3 separate regions of the Homo sapiens genome follow, and all the other regions are linked to region 1. Evidence: chromatin loops called from intact Hi-C (ENCODE). Cell type or tissue: ascending aorta. All regions are shown on one strand. Each heading gives the region's core, and the rest is flanking DNA. Links, peaks and the distances in the headings are about the cores only.

Region 1 (5,889 bases), core at 1,198-5,197:
TTGTTGTGGTCTTCTAGCTGATAGGCCAAAGAAAGAGGCTGACAAATCCAGTTTCTTAGAAAGAAACATTTAGTAAGGATGTAATGAACAGAAGCCATGTCTGTGTCTTGTTTGGCCACAAGACAAGATGGTGGATCCCCCTACCATTACCCACCAGACCCAGGGATTATATACCACAGGGGAGGGGCACACTTGCCTCAGAGGGAATGAGTAGGGACTTGCCCTAAGGGCAGGCTTTAAGGTGTTTTCTCTTTTAGAAAAGAAACTCTTTTAAGTGTTTCTCTTTTAGAAAAAGAAAGAAAGAAAAGATGTGTAGATGTTCTTACACAAAGAACAATAGATAAACTGGAGCTCTAAAAGGCATTCCTGGAACTGGGGTTAATCAGAAGTCAACCTGGCAGGTTAGCATCCAAGATGGAGCTGCTTTAGTCTCCACAGAGGATCATTAATCCTAATTCTCTGCCAACGCTTTTATCTTCAGAGAAAGAGAATGTGCTGTAACCATATCTTTTATATATCTAATTATAAACTATTCCTTAGAAAAGAGAGGGCTTTTTAGCTTATTGTAAAACTTCCCATTCCGTGTGTTAATTAAGAAAACAGCTAGCCAGAATATCTTTAAGTAATTTTTCTCTCCTTCAAGCTTCTAGACAAAAACAAACCTCTGTGTTATCTTGGGTTCCTCTTGCTCCCTTACCTCCCACACCCAGGAGGCTGCCAAGTGCTGTCAGTCCTGCCCTTGCAACATCTCTTCTGTCGTCCCCACCCCTCTCTCCTGCTGCTGCTTCGGAGTTAGCTTCCTTGCTGGCCTTCTGGTTTCCTGTCTGTCCTCCTCCACTCTGTTGTCCCCATTACTGGTAGATTCATCTTTGTCCAGCGCCTGGGACACAGTCATGGCTTAGAAATGCTCATCAACTCTGAAGCTCTGATTTTTCCAACATCTTATTCAGAATTCTGCAGGCATCCCTCAACCCCATACATGAAGTCTGAACTCTCTAGCCTGCCACTCCAGGCCCTCCCTCATCTGACATCAGCCTACCTGTCCTTGTCACCTACCTGCTCTCATCAGGGAGCTTACATTCTGGACATGCTAAGAAGGACCTGCTTCTAGTGCTCTCCTGCTCCTCATCCTTTGCTCATGGTGTTTTCTCTACTTGCAATGCCTTGTCCCCCAAATACTACCTATTCTGCAAGACTCAAATCCAGTGCCACCTCCTTCTTGAAGCTGTTCCCAATCCCACACAGCCAGGTACATCCTCTCCTTCCTCTGCACTCACTTAGCACTCTCTGTCTCTCATGTGGAACTATTTAAGTACATGTCATTTTGCGTAGTTTGAGAGCAGCATTTGTGTGCATTTGTGTCTTCAGTGCAATGCCACACGTAAAGTGTACAACAGGGTTCCTGGTACACAGTAGGTATTCAATAAAGGTGGGAGCCTCCCCCTTCTGGTAGACGTTTTGAAAGATGAACCACTAAAATCTCATGGCAGCAACAGCAGAACTCCTTTTCTTGAGAAACCCAGGGGGTTCACATTGTGTCTGTCTGCTTATTTTAAGGAAGGTGACATGATGTAGCAGAACACAGCAGACCTGAGTCTGAGTCTGGGCTCTGCCATATAATTCCTTAGAGATTTCAGAACATTTGCCTAACTTCTTTACATTTTTCATCATTAGGGTAGCTTTCTTATTACTATATTAGAACTGTAGAAATTAGGCTTATGAAGCAAGGAGATCCCCTAAAGAGAAAGACTCAGATAAGACCTTTGTTCTTTCACATAATGACAAGGTGATGGACAGACAGATGAGGACAGACAGGAGACTCTATTCTCCCAAGCCATCCATGGCCCCAGCTTCTTTTTGTTCATTGCTCTGCCATTGCCCAGATAAACTAAAGCTTACTCATCAGCTCCACAACCATATCTCTTTCTAGATCCCAGGAAGGCAAGCAAAGAGAAAATAGCTCCTTTTATAAGGACTTCACCCCTAAAGTTGCACAGTCACTTTTGTTCAAATCCTATTGACTAGAATGATATGACCACACTTAGCTACAAGGGAGGCTGAGAAAGGCTTAGCAATCCCAGGCCTCTGATTCTTCAGTCATCCTATTCAGCAATAACTGGGAAGCCACATATACTACCAAAACTCAGAGTAGGAAGGTTCTGTTACCAAAATAAAGCTAAGAATGAATATGGGGGAACAAATACCAGTCTTTGCCATGCCTACCTCACAAAGTTGTTGCAAAGATTAAATGCTAAGATTGGAAAAGCACCCAACATTATGTGCAGCAAAGTAAATACTCATTCCTTCTAATGGAGATCAGCCTTCTCCACTTGCCTAGCAGCTTTCCACATAGCAAGCTCTCACTATGTTTTTAATGAATGAATGCTTACATAAATGAGCTCATTTTAAAGGCTCACCATTGCCAAATAGATAAAACCATTTGTAATTTGCTTATAATTGTTGTTGTATGAAAGCTTGCTGCCAAAGTAGTTTACTGTTTAAGTGGATAGGAATCTCTCTTTCTACATCATCAATTTGCTAAACAAATGGAATTATGCTGAATACTCCTAAGCCTCAAAAATTCCCAAATGAGCCGGACTAACATTATTAGATATCTACTGGCTTAGTATGTGATTGCTAAGCTACATTTTATGTGGATCTCTGCCATTTCTCCAAAGAGCAGATAGCACATTAAGTGATCCATGCCAGCCCCTCACATTCTTTGGTTTGAGCATTTATGCTTAGACTGTCTCCAGGGACACCAGGATGGAGAAGTGGATGGGCAGGCCAGTGGGGGTTCTGCTCTCCTGGAAGCCCCAGGAGAAACTGAGAGCATTAGGGGAGCCCTGCAGCTGGAGGTCTCTGCAGCCTGTGACTCCTGGGAATAAAGGACATGGGGGAAGGCTGTTCCAGATTGAGAGTGGGTGGCTCAGCTGTCAGGGATACCTGGGATTTTTCTCCCCCATGTTAAGCACTTAGCAGCCTCAAAATCCATTTCTGTTTAGTTTAGGCCTGTTGCTAGGGCTCTAGTGCTGTAGCCTGTTGCCTTAGTCAGTGGAGTCTCAGACTACTTTGCCGGAAAGTTCTTCAGCAGTGACTCAGCAAAGGACTTACAATGTCCAGAAATTGTCATTTAAAGCAATTCCCAGAGCTCTGGGAAACAGAGCAAACTGACGTAAACAGAAAAGCAACTTTTGGATGGCTAGAGAGAAGCAGCTACTGCTTCACTAGATGCAGGGTCCAGAGAAAGCCCTGGAAATGACCAGCAAAGGGTGCAAACCCGCCTTCACCCCCTTCCCAAACAAACTCTGTGAGAACCCAGGGCAGCCCCGCTGGAGGGAGGAATCAGGGTGGTTGTGACCGCCACCAATCAGCCAATCAGCACCAACGCTCTAACAACCCAGATTCCCCAGTTCTGGTCTGGCAGCTTCCCCTGTCTCTCTTCCTCCCTCAGCATCATCTCACTGGAAACAACTTCCCACTCCCTCCTCTTCGATTCCGTCAGAGTTGCTGTGTTAACCTCTTCTCTACCTTCTCGAAACCTCAGGATTTATATACTAAGATATTTCCTGAAATTGGATTGTGCTAACCAAATCTCTCATAATCTGCTCTTGGCTAGCTAATTGGACTCCTAGTTTAGTATCAAGATTTCTGGCAAGAAAATGCATTTTTAATTATGTATGTGTATGTGTGTAATCATATGGGTGTATATATAGATATATGTGTGTATATATAACTGTATGCGTGTGAATATAAATGTGTATATATGCACATATATATATATATATATATATATAATATAATAATATTTTGGGATGCCTCCTATGTCTCAGGCATTGTTCCATGTACAAGAATACAGCAGTGAGTAAAACAGGCTAAGAACCTTCCTCCATGAAGATTAGGGCAGACTCACAATAAATAAATATTACATAGTATGTGGGTATCTGTACACATACTATGTGCACACACACGCACACACGTACACACACAGTGGCTGGCACATAGCAAGTTTTCAATAATTAGATGTCCATTAAAAATAATGAGAGCAGCCAGGTGTGTTGGCTTATGCCTGTAATCCCAGCATTTTTGGAGGCAGAGATGGGAAGATCGCTTGAGCCCAGGAGTTTGAGTTGAGACTAGCCTTGGCAACGTAGTGAGACCCTGTCTCTATAAAAAAAAAAAAAAATTAATTAGCTGAGCATGATGGCTCATGCCTGTGATTCCAGCTACTAGGAAGGCTGAGGTGGGGGGATTGCTTGAGCCCAGGAGTTCAAGGCTGCAGTGAACTATGATCGTGCCACTGCACTCCGCTGGCCTAGGTGACAGAGCGGGACTCTGTCTCAAATAAAAATAAAATAATGTGAACTAATATATATTGAGTATTTATTATGTGCCAAGTGCTTTTTAAATTCTTAATAACCCTATAAAATAGAAGCTAGTATTATCTCCATTTACAGATGGAAAACTGAGGCCGAGAGAGATCATACAGCTAGGAGGTAGGAATGTGCGATCTGAGCCCAGACACTGTCTTTAGACCCTTCCTTCCTTATTCTTCCTCTTGAAAATGGGCTGTCTTTATAAAAAGGCAAGCTGTAAACTGCTCTATGTCTGCCGGTGCTATTCTAAGAAGAGCAAGTCTCTTAGAATAGAGGCTTTTCTTAGAAGAAAAAAAGTCTGGGGCAAAGAGAAACTTTAAGCTGGGTTAGCAACACAGCTCTGGAACTATTTTGACTATGTTGCCTGCAACATAATTTTTCTCTCCAGTTCTGCTTTTATCTGACAGCAGGAAAGAGGCAAAAAAAAAAAAAAAAAAAAAAAAAAGACAGCCTTTCCTCAGGTAAATCATAAACATATAGTTTTAAGTGTTTCTCGTTTAGAAAAAGAAAGAAAGAAAAGACAAGGCTAAGTGATCTCAATATATTTTTCCACATGGAGCACCTGAGAGAGAACATAATTCTTGTTGATTCTCAAAAGAGTGAAAGGAAAAGGTGGGGAAAGGAATCAGAAAAAATACCTTCAGGAGGGTTCTGATTACTGGTCAAGCCCTGCCTCAAGCCTTTGAGACCCACTGGGCTAAATAAAAGTTTCTTATAAAGGATTTCAGGAATCAAGACGTTAAAGAGCTCCAAAGGGCCTTAAATGAAAGGGTTAAGCCTAAAAATGATTCACTGTGAGTTATTTTTATAATCACTATATTTTAGTTGGTATTTGCTGAGTACCTACTCTGTACAAAGGAGCTTGCTAGATCTCTTATAGACATTATCTAATTTAGAGTTAGAAATGTGTTATCTGCATGAGCTTGAAAGAAAACCAGAAATTGGCTGGGCGTGGTGGCTCATGCCTGTAATCCCTACACTTTGGGAGGACGAGGCAGGCTGATCACTTGAGGCCAGGAGTTTGAGACTATCCTGGCCAACATGATGAAACCCTGTCTCTACTAAAAATACAAAAATTAGCTGGGCGTGGTGGCACAATAGTCCCAGCTACTTGGGAGCCTGAGGCAAGAAAATTGCTGGAACCCAGGAGGTGGAGGTTGCAGTGAGCCGATTGCATTGCACCACTGCACCACTCCAGCCTGGGCAACAGAGCAATACTCTGAGAAAGGAAAGGAAAGGAAAGGGAAAAGGGAAGGGAAAAGGAAGAAAGAAAAGAGAGACAGAAAAAGAAGAAAGAAAGAAAGAAAAGAAAGAAAGAAAGAGAGAAAGAGAAAGAAAGAAAGGAAAGAAAGAAAGAAAGAAAGAAAGAAAGAAAGAAAGAAAGAAAGAAAGGAAGAAAGAAAGGAAGGAAGGAAGAAAGGAAGGAAGAAAGAAAGGAAGGAAGGAAGGAAGAAAGAAAGGAAGAAAAACGAAAGGAAGGAAGGAAGAAAAAAGGAAGGAAGGAAGGGGACAG
Region 2 (5,889 bases), core at 701-4,700, 58 kb before region 1:
GACTCTTCCTAATCTGACTAGGTGCCTCTCATAGGTTTTAATAGCAGCCTGTGCACACTTCTCTCTTAGCAGTAATGAAACTATACTGAGATTGGATACTTGATGGTCATCCCCATAAATTATACACTGTAAGCTCTTTTAGGACAAGGGCGTTTTAAAAGAAATATGTTTCCCCTGTAGCGTAGAACTTGGAAGGTTGTAAGTGCACAATAATACATGGAGTAAACTAGTATCACCAAAAAATTCTTACTTTTTTCTCCTTTATGGGTATAATTTGTGATTGTAAAGTTTCATTTTGAAAATCACCACTATTCAGAGTACTGATAGGCACATTATTTCTGTCTCTTGTGCTTATAAATTGGAAAATGACACAGTCATTTTCTCCCAATGCTCCTCCCATTTTTACATCACCAAACTTGTTCTTCTTTGATGGTGAAAGTGAAGTCCAGTGTATTATCAACTTTGTTAATGCATTCACATACTACACAATAAAAATGCCAGTGAAGTAGGTTGAAAACTTATCAGATGCTCTCCTTTTAGCAGAATTAAATGTCCAGCAAAGAATTTAGAACACATACCTCATGTCCAGTGTCTTAGCTTTGGAGCGAGCTTCTGTGTATAGACCAGGAAAATATCATCTATGTCCTTCTTTCTGTCTAGGCAGCATATAGACTATTCCCACAACATCTCTCCTGTTTTCGCCTCACTTTATTATCAAATAAATATTCTATCCCTGTGTCAGTCGGTGCCCCCCCCTCCCCACCCCCTGCCCCAGGCCACTTTTCATAGGGCTGTCCTGGGGAGTGATGTTTCTGTATCCACATAGCTCTTCTCTGCCTTTTTTATTTTTCTACATGAACTGGAGAATTGGTAACTAACAGACTTTAGAGGTCAACTCTGTCATTTCATTAATGAGAAAGCATAGCCCGTACAGGTAAAATGATTTGCCTAATATGAGTAATATTAACAACTAACATTTATTATATGCTTTCTGTGCTACATACTTTACATGTATTACCTTATTTAATCTACGTGACAACCCAATAGGGAAGTATTACTAGTATTCCTATTTCACAGACGAGGAAAATTAAGCTTGGAGAAATGAATTAATGTGCCCAAAGTCACACATCAAGTGAGAAGTAAATCAAGGATTCCAACTGAGGCAGTTTGACTCAAGAGCCATTTCATTTAACCACCAAGCTCTGCTGCCTAATACCAGAAAAAAAGCTACTTATTTTTCCATTGACTTAAAATATATTTTATCTTCATCTCTGATTGTTCTTCATTTGGCAATAGCTAGAGAATGCTGGCCAAATTGTTAATGGGCTTAATGGTCCACAAACAAGCTCTGCAATGTATAAGAGAGAACCTATTTCAGATGTTAAGAATTTTTATGTAATTCAAATTATCTGCAATGTGAGCATAGGCTTTCATATATCAACGTTCTTAGAATAAGAGCCACCTGTTTTAGAAAGGAGCAGTCCAGAAGATAGGAAGCACTATTTGTAATTAAAGTGGAAAATTCGCCATGGCTGTGAAGTTAAATTCAAAAGGGGCTGATTAAGAAAAGTAAAGAGAGTACTATTAGTCCTTTTAGTGCAAACTCTTTGTTTGCCCAAGCCAAACAGTTGCCATTTCTGAACAGAAATAAAACACCTGTTGCTTCAGAAAGGAAAATTTCAGACCTGGCTTTTTAGAGCTATTGCTGATAAGAGCTGACCATGAAAACCTTCCAAAAATGGACATCTGGGGCCAAAAGTTTATCTTCCCCTCTGTTTATTTTTCTTTATCTGTCCATGTACCTTAGCTGGAAATGTGGCTTGCAACTCTAGTCCAGGACTCACTCCCCTCTTCACTTCTGGAAGGGGCACTGGTTTCGGTGCAGCTGCTCTAGACAAACAGTGAGGCTCCCACTGGCATGATGAGCTCTGGCTCTAGGGGAACACAGAGAGAGGCTCTTCTGGTTTCTCCCCTCCTATGGTCTATCCAAGGGCCCTGACCGTTGGATTCTGTGGACTCTCCTCTATCCTTAGTGGACAGTGATTACTTAGAGAAAAACCATTTGCACAAACCAGTTAATGCCCAGCCTCAGCCCCGGTGCTGCTAGCCAGCTGACTCTATCCTCTTAAAGAGACACATTGACCATTTTCTCCTGCCATCAAGAGTAGGGATATTGGGGAATGTGTTCCTTCCTCGAGAGCAAACCACTTGAGGTACAAATCTGATTTTATCACTCTCTTGCCCATAGATGGCGCCCCATCACCTGTAGCTCTCCCGACTCCAGTGGATTTTGATTAATTGAGCCAGGAGTCCGCTCAGGAATTCGCATTTTTAACAAGCTTCCTAGGCGACCAACTGTCCCAGTGTACCTGGGACTGAGGTGTTTTCCAGGACTTGGGGCTTTCAGTGCTAAAACTGGAGAAGTCCTGGGCCAAATGGAATGAGTTGGTTAGCTTGTTTCTGGATAATTGTGATTTACAGCAGGAGTCTGCAGACTACAGCCCACGGGCCAATCCAGCTCTACACCTGTTTTTGTAAATAAAGTTTTACTGGAATGTAGACATGTTCACTGATTTACATATCTGCTATGGTTACTTTCGTGCTATAGTAGCAGAGTTGAGTAGTTGCGACAGAGAGGATATGACTCAAGAAACCTAAAATATGTATTATTTGCCCCTTTACAGAAAACATTTGCTGACTCCAACAATCTAATCCCTTCATCGTGAGTGGGCTGCCTTCCTCTCCAGCCTCATCTCCACTCTTCCCTTCTTCACTCTGATGGCACGAGGCATACTAATCTATTTATAGTTCCAGAAAAGTGCCAAATGCTCTTCCTTATACATGTTTCTTTTATCACATGCTGTTCCCTGTACCTGGAATGCTTTCCTCCCCACTGTGCTTGACTAATTCCTTCTGGTCCAACAGGACACAACTCAGGCAGACCCTTCTCCAGGAATTCTTCCCTGTCTCTGTCCCCACCCCCAGCCAGGTTCACTCGCACATGAAGCCTCCGGCACACATCTCAATCATTGCACTCACCACACTGTGCCAAAAGTGATTGCTTGCTTATTTGTTTCTCTATGAGATCCTTCAGGAAAAACACTGTGGCATATTCACTTTTATGACTCCATTCCTTAGCTTTACTCCTAGCATGGAAGAAACCCAGGAAATGTTTGTTGAATTGTGAGCCTATAAAATAGGAATAAGAATTTTCCCCTAGACACTTATCTGTTTGCATATCTTAGCTAGAAACTTAGGTTGTGGCTCCTGCCCGGAACTCACACCCTCTTCTCTTCTGGAAGGGGCACTGGTTTAGGTGCGGCTTCTCGAGACAGTGAGGTCCCCCTCATCCTGCTGGGCCCTGGTCTTGGGGTGGAGGCACATGTGGATAATATACTATTCCCTCCAGTGTGGAAATATACGGTAGCTATTGACTAGGAGTGGTGGCTTTTGTGAGTATACTTTTCTGGTCACAATAAGAATTGGAAGAACTGGGAGTTGGAAAGATTTTTTTTTTTCTGAGAATAATTTTTGTTTTCTTAGAAAACTCAAGGGGAAATATAGGAATCCCCTTTTCTCTCCTGCATTTTATCCTTTTCTTCCCCAGGCCTGCTTGTCTCCAAATATGCCAAATGTGATAATTTTTGGAGCAAACTGAGTTATAATGTGTTCTATGGCTTTAAACTAATAAAATGGCTTGAGATCAACAATGGCATCCAAAAAGTACTTGAAGGCATGCTTGTTTTTCCAAAATTTTTTTTTCTTTTAACAGGACTTTTTCTTTGTCTGTTGCTTTTAAATTCCCAGAAACTGTTTCTCCTAATGTTCTACTCCCAGAATTAGGACCCAAGTGCTGTTCAGTACAGAGTGCTAGATCTCTGTTTTCTATGATCTTCCAGGGGAAACTAAGGAGACCCATGGAGGAGCAGCTCATCCAGGAAACAAAAGGAGCCTGGAAAGCCACAGAGAAGGTAGGCGTCGTCAGGGCCCCAGCCTGAACAAGCTAGATGATGGTAGCTCTAGGTGGCAGCAACTAAGGAGAGAGTCCAGCATGAGGTGGGTTTGCAGGCCTAGACTTCACTCCTCAAAGTGGGTTTGGCAAGAGTTGGCAATCTGTTAGTGTTCAGGCTGCTGACTTTGCCCTCTGGGACCTTTTGTTCCTACAGCTCCCATGGGATGGACCCACTATCCGTCCACAAGGCACAAAACTGTGATAAAGAGAAAGCCTATAATCGAACGATCACAGCACTGGAGTCCCAGCCAGGACACATCCCAGATGTTGGATCCAGGGCAAGTTTTTTACCTTCCCAAGTCTCTGATCCTTCTTCTATAAAATGGGCATAATAGTTTATACCCAGGTTAAAGATTGAGATCATATATGGAAAAGTTTTTAAAGTTCCTGACATATTAGATACCCTAAGACAGTCCCCAAGTGGGGGATGCACGGCTCTGAGAAGATAGACAGAGGCTGTGTCTAGGTGGGAACCTCCGCCCTGCCCAAGAGGGCACTTGTCTGGCCAAGAGTCAAGGATGCTGGACTGAGCCTAACACTGCCTTCTTCCAGACTCCTCCAAAATCAGGACTAGCCTTCTTGGCCAGTGGCTCTTCAGGCCCAGCTGGAAGACAGGAATTAAGCAGACCCTGAGGAACACTGGACTGTTCTTCGTCTGGACCAGCCTGAGGGATTTTTTTTTCAGGTCCCTCTCCTCAGTCATCAGTTCTTTCCCATATTTAATGCTCCCTGGAGGATCTCACCAGCCCCTAAGGCTTCCAACACTCCCTATTATCTAAGGCCTTCCAAATCAGATCTCCAGCCTAGTCCTCTTCTAAGCTGGATACAGATGGACCCCCTATTTGCTGGAAAGCTACACTTTATATACCATAAGCACCCTAAACTCACCTCTAAAACTTAGCTCATGTTCTTTCTCTCCAACACTGGCTTCTCCGCATATGTTCCCAATACAAGTCAATGATATCATTCCCCCTTCTCTTGGCAAAGCCAGAAAAATGTGAAGTCATCCTAAGCCTCCTCCCTTTTTTGCCCCCTCTTCATATCTAGTCAACTACAGGGTCATTTATTTACTCATCAATTCAGCAAACATATATTGAGTGCTTGCCATGGGTAAAGCACTACACTGTGAGCCAGATAAAGAGTAGTGAACAAAATACACACGGTGTCTAACATCTATGAGGAGATAGATGTTCAGTGAATGAATATACAAACATAAGTTCTGATAAGTGTTATGAAGGAAAAGCATAGAGCATTTTAAGGACTATGACAAGAGGAACTGATTTATATTGGGAGGTCAAGGAATGTATATTAGTCCGGAAATCTTTCAATTACAAATAACAGAAACCCAATCTGAACAAGCTTAAGCAAAAAGAAAGAATGTATTGAAAAGATATTGCTGTGGTTCATAGAAGCAAAGAAGAGGTGGCAATCCCAGCTTTGAGAAGGCGGCAAGAGTGGATGATAAGGCCAGGTGCAGGGGCTCACGCTTGTAATCCCAACACTTTGGGAGGCCAAGGTGGGCGGATCGCTTGAGGTCAGGAGCCTAGACCAGCCTGGCCAACACGGTGAAACCTCATCTCCACTACAAACACAAAAATTAGCAGGGTGTGGTGGTGCACTACTGTAATCCCAGCTACTCAGGAGGCTGAGGTAGGAGAATTGCTTGAACCCGGGAGGCTGAGGTTGCAGTGAGTAGAGATTGCGCCACTGCACTCCAGCCTAGGCGACAGACTGTCTCAAATTAAAAAAAAAAGAAAAAGAAAAAGAGAGAGAGAGAAAAAAAAATGGATAAGATTCAGAGACTGGCACACTGTCAGAACTCTCTCTCTCCCCCCGTTTCTCCCCTCCATGACTCTCTGAGTTGGCCTCATTCTCTC
Region 3 (5,889 bases), core at 701-4,700, 130 kb before region 1:
ACAATCTTCCATCTCTCAGTAGCATAAACACAGTAGATTTGTTTCTTGCTCATGTTAATCCCAATCAGGTACTCAATGGGTTGCCTCTCATGTGATAATTTGTGGACCGTGGGCCCAAACTCCTCCTGGTTGGAGGCCTAGCTATTTTCTTGAGTCTTGGGGTCCTTTGCCTTTAGCTGGAAGACAAGAAGAGAGAAGGTAGAGGAGACATACCCACTTCTTAATCAGTTTGGTCTGGAGGTGACACTCATCATTTCTGCTTACCTCCCTGAGATGGGGACTAGTCTACTTAGTCCATGTGGCTCTACCCAGACACAAGGGGAGTTAAAGAGTGTAGCTCCTGGCCAGAGCACCCTCTGCAAGACCTCATTATGAGAATGGAGCACAGACCTCAGAGCACAGAGAAGTGATGCCTGGCAGTGGCAAACCAAAGAAACTGAGGAAATGGGATACATTACTGGGTGTGAGTGTGAGAAAAGACATGGAACTATAGGGAAGCTAGAGTTACAAAAGCTCCAAGAGAAGGAACAAAGATGAGGAGAGCCACCTAAGTTGGAGCTCTGGAAGAAGGAGAAAAGGTTGGAGCAGCTGCTATAAGATGTGAGACTTTAGAAAGAGACTACATACAATTATTGCTAACTGTTGTATGGTATGATTTCTCCCCTGTCAAGCTCCAGTGAAGGTTTTGGGGTATGAAAGGACAGAGGACAACCTAGGGTTATTGAATTTAAATAGTTTAAAATCAATAGCTATTTTAAAATTAGATAGTGGTGGTGGTTGAACACCTTTGTGAATATACTAAAAGCTACTAAATTATACATTTTAAAGGATGAATTTTATGGTATGTGGATTATATATGAATAAAAAATCGTATGAGAAAATGATAGCTACCATTTCTGGATGCTTCTTTTGTGCCAGGTACTTTACACATTTTGATAATCTCAAATTCTTAGTTTAACTGAAAGGTAGGTATGAATGTCTCTGTTTTATAGATGAAGAAACTGAGATTCACTGAGGTTAAATGACCCAATGTCACACAAATGGTAGAGCCAGAATTCACACCCAACTCTGCCTGGCTCTGAAGCTGGCTGGCATTCTCTCCACTGCCCCTTGTGGCTCCCCAACAATAATCACTGTCTGTATTGAGCACCAGATACTGAGCACTTTGACTATAAAACTCAAATTCCCTCAGCAATCCTGGGAAGTTAACAATATTCTTGACTTTATAAATGAGGTTACCAATGCTTGGAATTGTCAATAATTGCCACAAACTCAGCTACTAAGTGGCAATGCCAGTAGCTGATTTCAAATCCTTTCTGATTTCAAAGCCCTTCAACACGCTTTCTTTTGGGAGTCCATCAGCACTCCTCTATTTACAGTGGCAAACACATTTCTCTCTATCTTCTTAACAAACCTTGCTTTTCACTGCCTGATTCAATTCAGCTCACTTTATGGAGTGCTTTTTAAGTGATAAGTATTAGGCTACGATGGCTAGTCATTGCTTCTTCACTAGTTGAGGTCCATCTCCTTTTTCAAAGTTGGATTCAAAGGTCCTTTCTCTATGAAGTTTTTTCTACCCAACTGTGTTCACATTTATTCCTTAAACAGGAAGATGATTGATTTGATTATACCTATGCTACTCAAAGTGTAGTTTTTGAATGAGTCTAGTCTGAGATGGTTGTTGTCAGTTCATGCAAGATAAGTAAAGAAATGGAGTGTAAGTATTTAGAAACTATCATAGCAATTTAATATTGCTATAATATCCAACTGCATAATCAGCAGGCTCATATTTTGTCTTTTTCATTTTTCTAGTAATTTATTTTTATTGTATTTTACAAAAGAATCAGTCTGCCACAGATTGGAAATTCTTTTAAAAAACAATCCTGTACCACAAATAATTTGAGAAACACTGATCTACAAATGGCAAATATAGGCCAAGTCTGGCCCACCACTTAATTTTGCAAATAAAATGTTATTAAAACACAGTCACAGCCACTTATTTACATATGGTGTATGATTGCTTCCATGCTATAATGGCAGCATTGAGTAGTTGTGACAGAGACCACATAGCCCACAAAGTCTAAAATATTTGTTTTCTGGACCTTTAAGGAAAAGGTTTACTGACATCTGATCTAGACCACTTGTTCTCAATCATGATTACACTTCAGGAATTCCTGGGAGACATTTTAAAAATACCGATGGCTGGGTTCTGTTCCCGGGGATTCTGATTTCATTGGTTTATGGTGCAGCCAGTGCAGGTCATTTTAATGTTCAGCAAAGTTTTAAACCACTGATTTAGATCAGTAACTTTCAACTTTGGCCTGGAATCAGAATCACTGAGGATGCCAGGGATTCACTCTCAACCTACTGTATCAGAATTCTGGGAAGTGGGGCCCAGGCATGCTTGAATGTGTTTTTGTTAAGTAAATCCTCTGCAGGTAATTGAGATGTTTAATAGGGATTGAGAGACACTGGTATCAACCCAAGAGCAATGATTTTTAAAACTGTTACATATATCTAAATTACATGAAGAGGGTGCTAAGAATACAGACTACCAAGCCCCACATCGAGTGAGTCTAATTCAGCAGGTCTCAGAGAGATGTGACCCAGGAATGTGTATTTTTAGCAAGCTGTAAGAAACATGGCTGTGCTGCAGCCAAGCAGGCACAGGCTGAGGTAAACATCCTGCATGACTCAGCAGGATTGGAGTGCAGGCACACATTCTCATGCCTTATATAATCACAGCTATCTAAACATAACATAGAGAAGCTCATGACCTGGCTCTCAGCCACTATTGTTTGTAAGGTGTATAAATGTAACACTGACACTGAGAAAGAGCTGCTAAATAAAGCCATATCTCATCTACCTGCTGTCTCTCGAGTGTTCTTCTAGCTCCCTGCCCCCTATCCACCCACTCCCCTCAGACCTCAGCTGGGGCTCGAACCTGACAATTGGCATAGTCAGCAGGATGAGGTGAGTGGGTCTTCATTCCTTGAGGCTTCCAGGTCAGCTCTGTGGCCACAGCACGGGCTGTGGTACCCAGTGGCAGAGGTGCTGCTTGGATGGGCCCCAGTGGAAACATAGGAGGCAGTGGACTGGTCTCCCACGAGTGTGGAGAAGGCACTGGAGCAGCTGGAAGCACACAGCTTCAAGAAGGAATGCACTTTTGCCGGCAGAGTCGATGGGCATTTCTGACTGCACTGTGTGAAGTATATACTCAGTCCTTGCAGGACACAGTGCAGGTAAGGGATCTTCAGACACAAGCTAAGTGCCTGGGGGCCAAAATGCACAGCTTGTAGTACAGCCTGGGGATGAAGGACTTCCAGGCTCAAGCAGGGTGCTTAGAGGCCCAGATAAACAGCCTGGAACAGGAGTTAGCAACAGCTGTTAGTGCGACCTGAGCCCATCCTCCCAGCCGGACACTCTCATTGGGTCTGATGCCGAGGAGGAGGAGGCTCTTCTGCTGCTGGCTTGCCCCATGATCCATCAGAAGTAGAACGCAAGCAGCCAATGGAGCCCCAGGGGAGAGCCCAGGGACTCCCACAGTGGTGGAACACACCTCTTATAGTGCTTATAACCCCACTGAGTTGTGTGAGTTAGGTAAACGCGCCGGCAGCCCCTCCCTGCCTGGTTACTCCATCTTTGGGACAAAGGAACTGACAACATTCCCTGCTCCACCTCTGATAGAGAAGCTGGCTTCTATCACAACTCACCCCTCCCTTCATTAGTGGCTGCAGCTGTGCCAATGGTCAGCACAGGGACAAGATGACCACACTTTAATTGAGTGGCTAATGGGAGCCACATGGACTGTTTGGAATGATGCCAGAGAAATACCAGAAACTGTGAGTAAATGGCAATCATATACTGATTTGGTGCAGATACTCTAGGAGATGGGTATGCAGCAGGCTGTGTTTGATCTGAATACCTGGGGGCCAGATGATAAATGCTTTGCCTCCCACATGAGGGATCTGGTGCTGGGCTCAGCATCCCCAAACTCTTTTGGCTCTCTGGCCTCTGTTCTCACCCTATATGTGGGGCACCGTATACATGAAGTGACTACCGCTATGGCAGCCCTTGGGGAGGCAGAAGGCCATTGGCAGGACCAGGGACTCCATGCCATAAAGAAGGGAAAGTCCATGCTGTAAAGAAGGTCCACAGGTAACTATCCAAGGATATAACAAGGGGCCCAGTGGGTGACCCACAAGCCAATGTGGTTTGATTTACTTTCAGCTAGGGTTGCTCAAGAGACACTTGACGGGCAACCCAGTGAAATGCTGTTGGCTCTGTGGAGGCAATTTTCCCCAGAGCAACAATTCTGGAAAATGCCCAAGAAGGGGCAAAACAGTTGTTCAACCTAATCCTGTCTAGACACTGCAGCTCAAGGACTATTTGCAGACAGGCGAAGATATGGCACCTTTCTTGTTTGATTAGGGAACTGGCCAAGATGCCTGGCTTTGTGGGAGTTGGGGAGTGGATGACCAGAGGCCACATGTGGAGCTGGCAATCCACTGCTCCCCAACTAATGTACAGAGGGTCTTGGCACTGGTAGATACTGGTGCAGACTGCAGTCTAGTTTTTGGGAACCCGGGTAAGTTTCTGGGCAAAACTGTATTCATTGACAGTTATGGGGGCCAATCAGTAAAGGTGAAACCTGTCTCTGCATCTTGGCATTGGCCGCTTGGATCCCCACCTATACTCTGTGTATGTCTCTCCTATACGTGAATATTTTCTGGGGATGGACATTTTGCATGGTCTGGATTTACACCTCACGGCCAAAGAATTCAGACTCCAAGTTTGCATAGTAAAGCTGGTACTGCGTGGACATACACATCACCAGTCCCAAGCTCTGCCACAACCCTGATGGGTTACCTCCACTCATCAATACCATTTGCCAGGGGGGCATACAGAGATAACTAAGACTACTAAGAAGTTAGATGAGGTGTAAATAGTGCGTAGCATTGATCGCCCCTACAATTCCCTGGTATGGCTAGTCAGAAAGCCTGATGGAACTTGGCAGATGACAGTGGATGATTGGGAACTGAATAAGGTGACACCTCCTCTGCATGCAGCTGTACCCTCCATCATGGATTTGACAGACCACTTGACAATGGAACTAGGACAGTACCACTTTGTGGTGGACTTAGCTAATGCATTCTTCTTCATTGACATTGCTCCAGAGAGCCAGGAATAGTTTGCCTTCACATGAGAAGGATGACAATGGACTTTTACCATACTGCCGCAGGACTATGTGCATAGCCCCACCATTTGTCGTGGTCTTGTTGCCATGGAATTAGCTGCCTGGAAATGTCCAAAAGGGGTCCTCCTGTTTCATTACATTGATGATATTATGTTAACCTCTGATTCTCTTGCAGATTTAAAAGTGGCAGTGCCCCTCTTGTGGCAACATTTGGCAGCATGTGGTTGGGCCATCAACAAATCCAAGGTCCAATGGCCTGGATTATCTGCGAAATTCTTAGGAGTTATTTGGTTGAGTAAGACAAAGGCCATACCAGAGGCCATCATTGAGAAAATCCAGGCATACCCCCGACCCACCACGATGAAGCAGCTGCAGACTTTTGTAGGCCTCTTGGAGTATTGGCGGCCATTTGTGCCCCATTTGGCTCAAATGATAAAACCATTGTATGGGTTATCAAAAAAAGGGGCTACCTGGGATTGGGATAATGAAGCTGGAACAGACCTTCTGGCCGCCAAGTGGGCCATTCAGCAAACACAGGCCTTACAAGTAATTGATCAGGGGTGCCCATTTGAACTTGATGTACATGTAACCACAGACGGTTTTGGCTGGGTCCTATGGCAGCGCATGGAGTGCTTTAGAACGCCAGTAGGTTTTTGGTCCCAGCTGTGGAAGGGAGCTGAGCTCCAGTACTC

The links. Hi-C counts contacts between places; a loop is a spot of excess contacts. Peaks named below come from ENCODE experiments on the same cell type or tissue, not always from the same donor. Only the 100,000 strongest peaks of a DNase experiment are listed, where the experiment ranks them.
Region 2: it touches region 1 in a loop (2.8-fold over the local background); 12 of 110 quality-filtered maps call a loop at or near these places.
Region 3: a loop joins it to region 1, with 2.3 times the contacts of the local background. A loop is called at or near these places in 3 of 110 quality-filtered maps.

Annotation. Positions count from the first base shown.
Region 1 is chr1:117,693,495-117,699,383 of GRCh38, reverse strand. No RefSeq gene overlaps it. Among named protein-coding and RNA genes, the nearest start is that of TENT5C, 90 kb to the right of the region's middle. RefSeq lists an enhancer at 24-603 and a silencer at 652-827. In ascending aorta, for the core only: no CTCF peak of the experiment used is centred there; DNase peaks (open chromatin) are centred at 3,073 and 3,353; H3K4me3 peaks cover 491 bases; H3K27ac peaks cover 3,920 bases.
Region 2 is chr1:117,750,631-117,756,519 of GRCh38, reverse strand. No RefSeq gene overlaps it. Among named protein-coding and RNA genes, the nearest start is that of TENT5C, 150 kb to the right of the region's middle. In ascending aorta, for the core only: a CTCF peak has its summit at 2,266 (motif pointing right); a DNase peak (open chromatin) is centred at 2,269; H3K4me3 peaks cover 350 bases; H3K27ac peaks cover 699 bases.
Region 3 is chr1:117,818,753-117,824,641 of GRCh38, reverse strand. LOC105378929 (a long non-coding RNA gene) reads left to right here and starts at 2,841. Exons shown (of 3, transcript XR_947744.3): 1 at 2,841-3,842. In ascending aorta, for the core only: no CTCF peak of the experiment used is centred there; a DNase peak (open chromatin) is centred at 2,685; H3K27ac peaks cover 2,488 bases.